2 separate regions of the Homo sapiens genome follow, and region 1 is linked to region 2. The links are chromatin contacts, found by Hi-C or POLR2A ChIA-PET in ENCODE. All regions are on one chromosome and are shown on one strand. Each heading gives the region's core, a stretch centred on a gene start or an enhancer-like site at or near the end of the contact. The rest is flanking DNA. Distances are from core to core; before and after follow the strand shown. Region 1 has its middle 15 kb from the start of RETN. Region 2 overlaps INSR (insulin receptor).

The links. A loop is a pair of places that touch in the nucleus more often than their neighbours do. ChIA-PET counts read pairs that join two places held with the same protein, here RNA polymerase II (POLR2A). Pooled maps may share reads with other maps.
Region 1: a loop to region 2 is called in a pooled map, with 2.7 times the contacts of the local background. The contact joins two enhancer-like sites. A Hi-C loop is called at or near these places in 2 of 50 pooled maps. POLR2A ChIA-PET finds 5 or more read pairs at or near these places in 2 of 52 experiments (CD8-positive, alpha-beta memory T cell and activated naive CD4-positive, alpha-beta T cell).

Annotation. Positions count from the first base shown.
Region 1 is chr19:7,650,723-7,656,999 of GRCh38, forward strand. No RefSeq gene overlaps it. Among named protein-coding and RNA genes, the nearest start is that of RETN, 15 kb to the right of the region's middle. Within about 2 kb of position 1,514, at least 11 of the 41 ENCODE cell types and tissues checked have a DNase peak (open chromatin) inside an H3K27ac peak, as active enhancers do.
Region 2 is chr19:7,177,817-7,184,525 of GRCh38, forward strand. INSR (insulin receptor) reads right to left here. Exons shown (of 22, transcript NM_000208.4): 3 at 6,500-6,709. Among named protein-coding and RNA genes, the nearest start is that of ZNF557, 110 kb to the left of the region's middle. RefSeq lists an enhancer at 1,379-1,478. Within about 2 kb of position 5,460, at least 26 of the 41 ENCODE cell types and tissues checked have a DNase peak (open chromatin) inside an H3K27ac peak, as active enhancers do.

The DNA of each region.
Region 1 (6,277 bases), core at 264-2,763, 470 kb after region 2:
CCACCTCAGCCTCCTGAGTAGCTGGGACCATGAGTGCACATCACCAAGCCCAGTTAATCTTTTAATTTTTTGTAGAGACTGGGTCTGGCTATGTTGCCCAGGCTGGTCTCCTGGGCTCAAGCGATCTGCCCACCTCGGCCTCCCAAAGTACTGGGATGACAGGCGTGAGCCACCGTGCCCGGCCTCTCTCCTGATTTTGAGGTCACAGATCCTTTTGAGAATTCAGGGAAATCTAAGGACACTCATCCCAGAAAAACTGCACACACAATTTGCAGGTGGGGGCTAAGGAAAATGCAGCCCCCTCTGATTCAGCAGTTCCACAATTAGGATTTATCGGAATCTCCCACCAGGGCAGGGAGATGGATGAGGAGAGTTGTGAAGGGGATGAGGTGTGGGGAAGAAAGTGGGTCGGCTGTGGACCCCTGGGGTCCGCCTGCCCTGGATATGCCTTTGCAGGGCCTCAGCAGGGACGCGTTTTAACTTACGGGAGGTGCAGGGAGTGGGAGGGAGGTGGTTTTAATGTTTAAAACTTAAGCTCAAGGTCGGGCACAGTGGCTCACGCCTGCAATCCCAGCACTTTGGGAGGGCGAGGTGGGAGGATTGCTTGAGGCCAGGAGTTTGAGGCCAGCCTGGGCAACATAGCAAATTCCTAAATATATGTATTTTTGAGACAAGGTCTCACTCTGTTGCCCAGGCTGGAGTGCAGTGGTGCGATCTCGATTCACTGTAACCTCTGCCTCCTGGGTTCAAGCGATTCTCCTGCCTCAGCCTCCCAAAAAGCTGGGATCACAGACGTGCGACACCATGCCCAGCGAATTTTTGTACTTTTAGTAGAGATGGGGTTTTGCCATGTTGGCCAGGCTGGTCTCTAACTCCTGGGCTGAAGACCTCCCACCTCAGCCTCCCAAAATGCAGGAATTAGAGGTGTGAGCCACTGTGCCCAGCCAATCTCTACAATACTCTTTTTATTTTATTTTATATTATATTATATTTATTTATTTATTTATTTTTTGGAGATGGAGTCTCGCTCCGTCGCCCAGGCTGGAGTGCAGTGGCATGATCTCAGCTCACTGCAACCTCCGCCTCCCCGGTTCAACCGATTCTTCTGTCTCAGCCTCCCGAGTAGCTGGGACTACAGGTGCGTGCCACCACGCCCAGCTAATTTTTGTATTTTTAGTAGAGACGGGGTTTCACCATGTTGGCCGGGATGGTCTCGAACTCCTGACGCCGTGATCCACCTGCCTTGGCCTCCCAAAGTGCTGGGATTACAGGAGTGAGCCACCGCGCCCGGCCAATACTCGTTTTAATAAAAATTTTAAAATGTATTCACGCCTAACTGGGTAGTTACTTGATACAATAAATGATCTTTTCTAGATTAAGAAAAAAGAAAAAAAAACATTTAAACTCAATTTCCTGGGAAGCCGCAGTTTTGCGCCGGGAGTGGCTTGTGTAGGCACGCGCTGCGAACGCCAGGGGGCGCTGCGGCGCAATTTCCCGGTTTCTTTGATCTTCCGCGTCTGTAACTGGAGATGAGGTGACCCGAATTAGACACGACGGGGAAGTAGGTCAGGGGTTATTCCGTGGTTCTCAGCGGAGACAAAAGTCTGTTGCTTAAACCGCCTCTGCCTCTGCTCCTTACTTATACCCAGGTGATGCAATGTCTTCACACTAAAGGCAAATATTGAGTCTACAAATATTTATGTGTCCCTGTGGGCGGCGGCAGCTGACAATATCGGGTCCTAACGAGCACGAAGTCAAGCTCCCTCTGCACGCTTTATGCAGATCCTCAAAACCCTCCTGTGAGGATCGCTGGAGCCTAGGAGTTCGAGGCTGCAGTGAGCTATGATTGTGCCTCTGCCCTCCAGCCTGGGTGAGAAAGCGAGAAGTTGTGTTAAAAACAAAAAAAAAGTTGGGGGGCCGGGCGCGGTGGCTCACGTCTGTAATCCCAGCACTTTGGGAGGCCGAGGCGGGCGGATCACGAGGTCAGGAGTTCAAGACCAGTCTAGCCAACATGGTGAAACCCTGTCTCTACTAAAAATACAAAAATTAGCCGGGCGTGGTGGTGGGCGCCTGTAATCCCAGCTACTCGGGAGGCTGAGGCAGGAGAATCGCTTGAAACCGGAAGGCAGAGGTTGCAGTGAGCCATCATGCCACTGCACTCCAGCCTGGGCAACAAGAGCGAAACCCTGTCTCAAAAAAAAAAAAAAAATTATCCTTTGAGATCCCTTCCCCCAAGTCCATTTCCCATCTCATGGTGAACCTGGCTGCTGTTCTTCAAACACACCACACTGTCCCTGCCCCAGAACCTTTGCACCTGCTATTCCCATCATCCGCAATGCTGTGCCTTGCAAGCTATTGTACTCCTTCCTCCTTCCCTTCCCCAGCTGGGAGAGGCCCCTGCTTTACTTCCTTGTGGTATCCCCACTTAGGGTGCTTTCTTTCTGGTTCTCTTCTGGTACCGAGGAATGATCCTCATTCTGGATTTGGCAGGTTGCTTCCTCTCTCCCCATCCCTGCCCCAATGTTTACCCTATAAATGGCTTAGAACCACATGCTCTATTGGAATAAGGGTCAGTTGCAGCCAGAATAATATCATGCTGGTAGGGCCGGGTACTTCCTGGTACATCACATCAGGGGGTCCATAACGTCATGTCACTACGATTGATGGGTGGGTTTGGGGAATGTCCCTGGTCCCCAGTAACTCTCCACATAAAGATGTTAACAGGAGCTGGGCCCAGTGGCTCACGCCTGTAGTTCCCAGCACTTTGGGAGGCCAAGGCAGGAGGATCACTTAGGCCCAGGAGTTTGAGACCAGCCTGGGCAACATAGCAAAACCCTGTCTCTACTAAAAATAAAATAAAGACCGGGCACGGTGGCTCATACCTGTAATCCCAGCACTTTGGGAGGCTGAGATGGGCGGATCACTTGAGGTCAGGAGTTCAAGACCAGCCTGGCCAACATGATGAAACCCCGTCTCTACCAAAAAACCAAAAATTAACCAGGCGTGGTGGTGCACACCTGTTATCCCAGCTACTCAGGAAGCTGAGGTAGGAGAATAACTTGAATCCAGGAGGCGGAGGTTGCAGTGAGCTGAGATCATGCCATTGCACTCCAGCCTGGGTGACAGAGTAAGACTCTGTCTCAAAAAATAAATAAATAAAATACAACAAAATAAAATAATTAGCCAGATGTGGCAGCAATTGCTTGTAGTCCCAGCTACATGGGAGGCTGAGGTGGGAAGATCACTTGAGTCCAAGAGGTTGAGGCTGCACTGAGTTATGATCTCGGCACTGCACTCCAGTTTGGGCGATAGAGTGAGACCCTGTCTCATAAAAAATAAAAATAAAAAAGGAAAGAAAAGAAAAAAAGTCATTAGCAGCCATCAATTTTGTTGTTGTTATTGTTTGTTTGTTTGTTTTTGAGATAGAGTTTCGCTCTTGTTGCCCAGGCTGGAGTGCAGTGATGCAATCTTGGCTCACTGCAATCTCCACCTCCAGGGTTCAATCAATTCTCCTGCCTCAGCCTCCCAAGAAGCTGGGACTACAAGCATGAGCCACCATGCCAGGCTAATTTTTGTATTTTTAGTAGAGACGGGGTCTCACCATGGTGGCCAAGCTGGTCTTGAACTCCTGACCTCAAATGATTCACCTGCCTCATCCTCCTAAAGTGCTGGGATTACAGGCATCAGCCACCGTGCCTGGCCCGCCATCCATTTTTGATTCATTACTCTCTTGAGGATTATGTCCAACTTTATCATTCCTGCTACTGGAATTAGCTGTGGTTCTTCTGAAAAAGGCTTTCTGCTTCCCTCCGGAACTAGCTGGTTTGTACAGAAAGTGACAACGTGATACATTGACTTATGTATTATTTGTGGAATGCCTTGAGGCAAGCGGTTACATGAGCTCAGCAGAAGAGCCTGGAATGGGCACAGCCCTGAGGGTCACGTGTGGCTCCCTTGGAAGCATCTAGGGAGCACCCAGGAACGATTGGCTGCCATAGTAATTACTATCTAATTTATTAGATATAGTAAAAATAAATTTATTACTAATTATCACTAACGATTCTGATTACTGGGTGAGAACAATGGTGATCTCATGTATTTATGTGCATTACAGGGTGAGAGTTCTCCTTCCTGTGGCGTGCAGGAGATTCTAGAATAGAAACTCATTGAAAGAGTGAGAGGAAAACATTTGTGATCTTGAACCTGTTCCGCTTAAAAATACATGAGGGAGGCCGAGTGCGGTGGCTCACGCCTGTAATCCCAGCACTTTGGGAGGCCGAGTTGGGTGGATCACCTGAGGTCAGGAATTCGAGACCAGCCTGGCCAACACGGTGAAACCTCGTCACTACTAAAAATACAAAAATTAGCCAGGCATGGTGGCGGGCACCTGTAATCCCAGCTACTCGGGAGGCTGAGGCAGGAGAATCACTTGAACCCAGGGAGTGGAGGTTGCAGTGGGCCGAGATCATGCCACTGCACTCCAGCCTGGGTGGTACAGCAAGACTCTGTCTCAAAATAAGTAAATAGATAAATCGATTAATAAAAAATACATGAGAGGACGGGTGCAGTGGCTCATGCTGGTAATCCCAGCACTCTGGGAGGCCGAGGTGAAAGGATCATCTAAAGCTGGGAGTTTGAGACCAGCCTGGGCAATATAGCAAGACCCCTGCCTCTACAAAAAATGTAGCTGCACCTGGTGGCACACACCCAGCTACTTGGGAGGCTGAGGCAGGAAGATCACTTGAGTCTGGGAGGTGGAGGCTACAGTGAGCTGTGATTGCACCACTGCACTCCAGCCTGGGTGACAGAGCAAGACCTCATCTCCAAAAAAAACACAAATAACAAAAACGTGAGGGTCCAGAGAAATTAAAGCTGCGGGCTGGGCCAGCAGCAGTGGTGGTGGGATGGTGAAGCCAGCGACCCTAGCAGAGAAATCGGGGACAAAGGAATCAGTGCTGGAGACCTGCAGAGGAGGCGTCCTGGACCCAGACAGGAAAAGGAGGTGATGTAACTCAACGAAGCAAGGAAATCTCGTGGAAATGAGTAAGGTGACAAAGAGAGGCCACCCAGGGGGAGACCCAGACATTGAGGGTAGCTTCCCTTTTATTTTCTGTAAAGTTGCTCAAAAACCTTAAAACACAGTTGACCAACAGCTGCTGCCAAGAACATTGTGAAAAGGTTTCTGGGTAAGGAAATGGCCCTGCGAATGGGAAGGTTCCGCTCTGGTGGGATCAGAGATGAGGTGTCCAGGGCTGGGATAGGCAGGCCAGGATAGCAAAGCCCTGGCAGACAGAGGCTCCATTTTGGGTGTCCTTCATTCCCTTCTTTTTTTTTTGAGGCGGAGTCTCGCCCTGTTACCTAGGCTGGAGTGCAGTGGCGCGATCTCGGCTCGCTGCAGCCTCTGCCTCCCGGGTTCAAGTGATTCTCCTGCCTCAGCCTCCCAAGCAGCTGGCATTACAGGCATGTGCCACCACGCCCGGCTAATTTTTGTATTTTTAGCAGAGACAGGCTTTTTCCATGTTGCCTAGGCAAATCTCGAACTCCTAATCAAGCAGTCCACCCGCCCTCAGCCTCCTTCATTCACTTCTGAGATGATTCAGTTTCTGTCTCTGTTGGCAGCTGGGAAAGTTCTGAAAAAAGAATGAAGAGCAGTCCAGGCGTGGTGGCTCGCAACTGTAATCCCAGCACTTTGGGAGGCTGAGGTGGGCAGATCACCTGAGCTTGGGAGTTGGAGACCAGCCTGACCAAAAAGGTGAAACCTCACCTCTACTAAAAATACAAAAATTAGCTGGAAATGGTGGTGGATGTCTGTAATCCCAGCTACTCAGGAGGCTGAGGCAGGAGAATCGCTTGAGCCTGGGAGGCAGAGGTTGCAGTGAGCTGAGATTGTCCCACTGCCCTGCAGCTTGGGTGACAGAGTGAGACTCTGTCTCAAAAAAAAAAAAAAGAAAAAGAAAAAGTAAAGACAATGGCATCAGACAAATTCTGGCTCTGAAATCTAGGCTAGCTGGCCTGGTGACTTTTTTTTTTTTTTTTTCATAGAGATGGGGTCTTGCTATGTTGCCCAGGCCGGGTTTTGAATTTTTGGCCTCAAGCCATCCTCCTGCCTCAGCTTCCCAAAGTGCTGGGAATATAGGTGCCCCACTTTTTTTTTTTTTTTTTGAGACAGAGTCTCATTCTGTCACCCAGGCTGGAGTGCAGTGGCGCAATCTTGGCTCACTGCAAACTCCACCTCCCAGATTCAAGCGATTCTCCCACCTCAGCCTCCCGAGTAGCT
Region 2 (6,709 bases), core at 4,210-6,709:
GATTACAGGTGTGAGCAACCGTGCCCGGCCAGTTAAGCCAATTTGAGTTGGGGTTCTGGTGCATGAAACCACAAGATTCCCAACTGTTACAGTCTCCATTTCTTCATCTGAAAATAACACCACCAACGCCACAGCTTGTGATGAGGAACTCAATGAAGCATACCACAAAAGCACTTCGCACACAGAACGCAATTTTATCCGTTGCTACAAGGGTCATTTTTTATTGGTGGCATCCTTGTTGCTGCTGCTGTTGTTCTCACACTCCTGGGTATTCAACTCTTCAGAGTGATTTTTGTGACTGTAGGATCATAAAGTATGTATCTGGTCTTCATCCCGGTTCTTGGCACAGAGCTTCAAAAACCCTTGGAACTTTCTGAGTCACAGGAATGCTTTTGTTAGGAGTGTTAGGAATGTCGGGGTGACTTGTGGGGGGGGGGGTGCCTAGATAACATGAGGGTGGGGGGCGGTCACCAGAAAGAACAACCCTGTGATCAGAGGGTTGGGGCTTTTAGGACCTCCAGGGAGATGAGGGGGCTGGAAATGGCAGTGTTGAATCACATGGTCAATGATTTCAATCAATCACGCCTAAGGAATGAGACTCCAATTAAAACTCTGGATACTGGGCCGGGTGCAGTGCCTCACGCCTGTAATCCTAGCACTTTGGGAGGCTGAGGCAGGTGAATCACGAAGTCAGGAGTTTGAGACCAGCCTGGCCAACATGGTGAAACCCTGTCTCTACTAAAAATACAAAAATTAGCCGTGCGTGATGGTGCATGCCTGTAGTCCCAGCTACTCGGGGGGCTGAGGCAGGAGAATTGTTTGAACCTGGGATGTGGAGGTTGCAGTGAGCTGAGATTGAGCCACTGCACTCCAGCCTGGGTGACAGAGTGAGACTCCGTCTCAAAACAAACAAACAAACAAACAAAAACTCTGGACGCTGAAGCTCAGTAGTACTTCCCAGCTGGTGGACACACCAGTATGTCAAGAGGGTGATACATGCTGTTGCCACGAGGAGGCAATATGGAAATTCTGCATCTAGAACTCTCCCAGATCTTGCCGTATGTGTATCCTTTATAATAAAACTGTAATTGTATAGCAGGGTTTTTAAATTTGAGACAAGATCTTGCTCTGCCACCCGGGCTGGGGTGCACTGGCACAATCTTAGCTCACTGCAGCCTCGAACTCCTGGGCTCAAGCGATCCTCCTGCTTAAGCCCCTCAAGTACCTGGGACTACAGGCATGCACCCCCTCACCTGGCTAATGTTTTTAAATTTTTGTAGAGATGGGATCTCACTATGTTGTCCAGGCTGGTCTCGAACCTCTGGGCTCAAGTGAGCCTCCCACCATGGCCTCCCAAAGTGCTGGGATTACAGGCATGAGCCACCACACCTGGCCAGGTTTATTTTCATTCTGTGAGTTCCTTCTAGTAAATTATGAAACCCAAACAGTTTGTGGGAATCCCCCAATTTAGAGCCAGTTAGTCAGAAGTGTGGGTGGCTGGGGGATCCCCAAGATGCTGCCAGTGTCTGAAGCAAGGGAAATCTCATGGAGGGCTGAGCCTTAAACTTGTGGCGTCTGATGCTAACTTTGGAGGAGGATGGTGTCAGAACGGTGTTGCAAGTACACCCAGGTAGTGGCAGAACAGCTGAGGCAGAAACAAAATACTGACCAAATGTTTGACTTCTTTTATTGCCTCTATTCTTATTATGTGGCAGGCAATGCTCTAAGCCTGGAGTTGGCAAACAGTGGGCTGGGAGCCAAATCCAGTAGGCCACCTGTTTTTGCAAATAATATCCTATTGGAATATGGCCACATTTATTGGTTAGTACATCGTCTAACCCTGCTTTCACGCTGCAAAGGCAGAGTTAAGTAGCTCCAACAGAGACCATATGGCCCTGAGAGCTGAAAATATTTACTATCTGGCCCTTGGCCAACCCCCGTTCTCAGCTGCCGGTATACATGAGTGAACAAAGCAGATAATATGCTTTCCCAGTGGGAAATTATAAATGACCATGAGTTCTTTGCAGCCTCTCCCACCAAGAAGTGGAGTCTATGTTCCCACCTGTTGAATCTGGGCTTGGCCATATGGCTTGCTTTGGCCAATGGAATATTTGCAAACGTGATACAAGCTGAGGCTTGAAAAGCACTTGAACATTGAGGTCTGCCCTTCCTGGCTGCTGGGGTAAGAGACTTATGGAGAGAGACCCCCACTGACCATCAAAGACACAAGAGGCTCCCCTAAACCATCAGCCGTAGCTAAACAGGCCCAGGCCAGACAAACCTTCAGTCAACACATGAAATCATCAGAGCTCCTAAAGGAGTGTTTTAAGCCACTAAGCACTGAGGTGGTTTTGTTACGCAACAAGAGCTAGCTGATACACTCACAAAGCTTATCATCTGGTTGGGGAGAGTGAATAAATTGACAACAAAGGCTAGGTACAGTGGCTCAGGCCCTGTAATCTCAGCACTTTGGGAAGCCAAGGTGGGAGGATCACTTAAACCCAGGAGTTCAAGACGAGCCTGGGGAATATAGCAAGACCCCCAACACTACAGAATTTTTTTTTAGCCAGGTGTGGTGGTGTGTGCCTATATAGTCCCAGCTACTCAGGAGGCTGTGGCAGGAGGATCTCTTGAGCCCAGGGGGTTGAGACCACAGTGAGCCATGTGGGTGCCACTGCACTCTAGCCTGGGTGACAGACCAAGACCTTGTCTCAAAAAAAAAAAAAAAAGACAAAAATATCAGCTAGTGACAAATCGAAGAGTTAAAACTAAATGATGTGACAGAGAGTGCACGGATGATTGACTCAGACGGGAAGGATTTGCCAAGGAGGTGACTTTTAAGCTGCCATCTAGATGACGAGGGGAAAAAGTGGATCATTCTCAAATGCAGGGACAAGCATTATAGGAAGAGGGAACAGCTAATTGAAAGGCACAGAGGAAAGCGGATGTAGCAAGTTGCAGGAAAAGCTCCTGCGGTAACGACCACCACGGCCAGGGGGCACCGGAATGAAATGAGAATGAGAACTGGCCGAGCCCTCCCGATGAGGAGTTTGGATTCTGTCCATTGGTCTTGGGAAGCCACCGGAGGGTTTTAGGGAAGGACATGGCATATGATCAGATGACCACTTTTATTTTTTCTTTTGAGACAGAGTCTCACTCTGTCACCGAGACTGCAGTGCAGTGGCACACTCTCGGCTCACTGCGACCTCCACCTCCCGGGTTCAAGCAATTCTGCTGTCTCAGCCTCCCGAGTAGCTGGGATTACAGGCGCCCACTGTAATCCCACGCCTGGCTAATTTTTGTATTTTTAGTAGAGATGGGGTTTCACCATGTTGGTCAGGCTGGTCTCGAACTCCTGACCTCAGGTGATCCACCCACCTCGGCCTCCCAAAGTGCTGGGGTTATAGGCGTGAGCCACCGCGCCTGGCCCAGGTGGCCACTTTTTACCAGTGTCACTAGAATGGAAGCAGGAGCAAAGAGATTGTTCAAGGGGACTGGGTCAGACCAGACATGATGGTGAAATAGATGGAGGTGTAGACAAATTTGAGACCTCAGCTTAATAGGAAGAAGTGAGAGAGGCCAAGAAGAATCAAGGATTTTAGGTAATTCTCCCCTTCCCAGTGGATACCCCATACGCATTGAAAATTTATTCATCACAAATATCTGGTCCTTCTCATCTCAGGAAGCAGCACTGTGCTATTACATCCCAGCAGGTACTTTGGAACGACAGTAGATGGTGAGACCTTTTTTTTTTTTTTTTTGGAGATGCAGTTTCACTCTTGTCACACTTGCCTGGGGGCTAACGTGCAATGGCGTGATCTCAGCTCACTGCAACCTCTGCCTCCTGGGTTCAAGCAATTCTCATGCCTCAGCCTCCCGAGTAGCTGGGATAACAGGTATGCATCACCATGCCCAGCTAATTTTTTTTTTGTTTTTGTATTTTTAGTAAAGACGGGGTTTCACCGTGGTGGCCAGGCTGACCTTGAACTCCTGCCCTCAGATGATCCGTCCACTTCGGCCTCCCAAAGTGCTGGGATTACAGGCATAAGCCACTGTGCCTGGCCAAGGCCTTTTAACATGGGTTCCCAGAACTCTGCTCTGAAAACATCAAGAACTCCTTCCCAGATAAGCCACCAGAATGGAAGAAAACATCTGGCCCTATTTGATATCAAACCACATTAGAAAATGCCACAGTACGATTAAGTCTTTCATAAGATAAAAAGAAAAGCTTCAGGCCAGGTGCGGTGGCTCATGCCTGTAATCCCAGCACTTTGGGAGGCCGAGGTGGGTGGATCACTTGAGGTCAGGAGTTCAAGACCAGCCTGGCCAACATGATGAAACCCGGTCTCTACTAAAAATACAAGAAAAATTTAGCTGGGTATGGTGACAGATGTCTGTAATCCCAGCTACTTAGAGGCTAAGGCAGGAGAATCACTTGAACCCGGGAGGCTGAGTTGCAGTGAGCCAAGATCGCACCATTGCACTTCAGTCTGGGCAACAAGAATGAAACTCCATCTCAAAAAAACAAAAGCACAAACAAAAAAAAATTGGCCAGGCTTGCTGCCTCACACCTGTAATCCCAGCTACTTGGGAGGCTGAGGCAGGAGAATGGCTTGAACCTGGAAGGCAGAGGTTGCAGTGAGCTGAGATCATGCCACTGCACTCCAGCCTGGGTGACAGAGTGAGGCTCTGTCTCAAAATAAATAAATTAATTAATTAAAAGCTTCAGAAATAAAAATATTAATTTTTTTAAACCTACGCAATAAAATACGGTGACAATGCACCCCCCTCTCCTTTGTTTTCTTCCGTTCAGGAAAGGTCCCAGATACCAAGGATGTGCGGTCAATTTCTCAGGGTTTCTGTTTTAGCATCTCCCGCATCATCAGTGAGAAAATCAAAGGAGGTTGCTATATTTCTCAGGCCATTGTTAAGGTGAGGGAAAAATGCCTTTTATTTAAGGCCAATGTCTTTTAAACAAACATCTTGCCAGAAGATATTAACCCATTTTTTTTATTTCAATTGTGATTTTAAAAAGAAAGAAATGAATCAAAAGGAATATGGTCATTTCCTCAATCTTGGGAATACACTGGCCAAAAAAAAAAAAAAAAACCTAAAACAAAAGTCTGTCTGGTATGAAAAGGTGATTTATAGACCCTTTTGGTCAATAAAGCCAAAAGGTTTTTTTGGTAGGTTTTTATCAACAACGAGCAAAACAAAACATATTGTACTTGCAGGTTTCACAAACACTCAAAGAAAGAGTCATAAGAACTGAAATTACAGCTTGTTTTCCTTCCCGCCCTCTCCACCCAGGGAAATACAATTTCCCACCCCAACACTCTCGCTTGGCTAATTCTCAAGTCTGAAGAGGAAGATACTTTACGTAAGCAGGTCAGCTCAAGGCCTCTTGATGTGTGTCTGTTTCTGATTTGTTTTTGTGTTGTTTTGTGGTGTGTGTGTGTGTGTGTGTGTGTGTGTGTGTGTGTTTTAAAACAAAACATAAAACCTCAATACAAAAACCAGGAAACAGATTTTTGCAACTCAGTTACGGCCCCAAAATAGCTCATGGAAGAAGCTCACAGTACGAACAGAAAGTCTGCGATGTGCGTAGGAAATCTGACTCTGTCGAAGAGAGAAAACCCTGCTATTTCTCACCCAAACGGCAGGAAATGGTTTGATTATACTGTCCTTCAGAGAACAGCAAAGCCCTGAGAATAATGCAGAAGCGAGTCTCTTCCTCCTGGAGACAGTATGTTCTGGGCTAATCTTGGCACACCACCAGGCTACAGGTCAGGGAAGACACGAAAGACCTTGGTATATCCTTTATGTGACAATGATGAAGCTACATCAGTGAGGACAGGCCACGTGGAGGATTTTAGGGAAAACCAAGGACTCTGTCCTTATTATATTTTCTTGTTCTGAAGCCAACCACAGAAAGCTTAGAACTGAGGTCCACAATGCCAGACTGGGTGCGGTGGCTCACACCTGCAATCACAGCACTTTGAGAGGCCAAGGCAGGTGGACCACCTGAGGTTGGGAGTTCGAGACCAGCCTGACCAACATGGCGAAACCCTGTCTCTATTAAAAATACAAAAATTAGCCGGGCATGGTGGCAGGCACCTGCAGTCCCAGCTGCTTGGGAGGCTGAGGCAGGAAAATCGCTTGAACCCAGGAGGCAGAGGTTGCAGTGAGCCAGGTTCGTGCCACTGCACTCCAGCTTGGGAGTCTTGCGGCAAGACTCCATCTCAAAAAAAAAAAAAAAGAATGGTGGGCACAATGCCAGAAGTATATACTATCTGGTCCTTTAGAGAAAAAGGTAGTCAACTCCCACTCCCAAGCCCAGGACCAAAACAGGGTGCAAAAGTAGCATCTGAGAGCAGAGACCTCACTCATAGCCAATTAACCCTGGGTTTGCACACAGTTTTAACAAGCGGCATCGTCACAACCAACCCCACGTTCCTTCTCCTCTCGGCTGCCCCCCAGACCCACATCCAGAACTCACTTGCTGGAATTCATCGTGTACCCGGAGGGACACTCAGGGATGCACTTGTTGTTGTGAATGACGTACTGGTGGCAGCCCTGCCTCCGCGAGTTCTTGCATTTGTGGTGCAGGTCCTGGCAGAAGCTGAAGTTCACACAGCGCCAGTCCTGGAAGTGGTAGTACGGGGGCGGGCAGGTCTCCACACACCTGCCGTCCAGGTAGAAGTTGCGG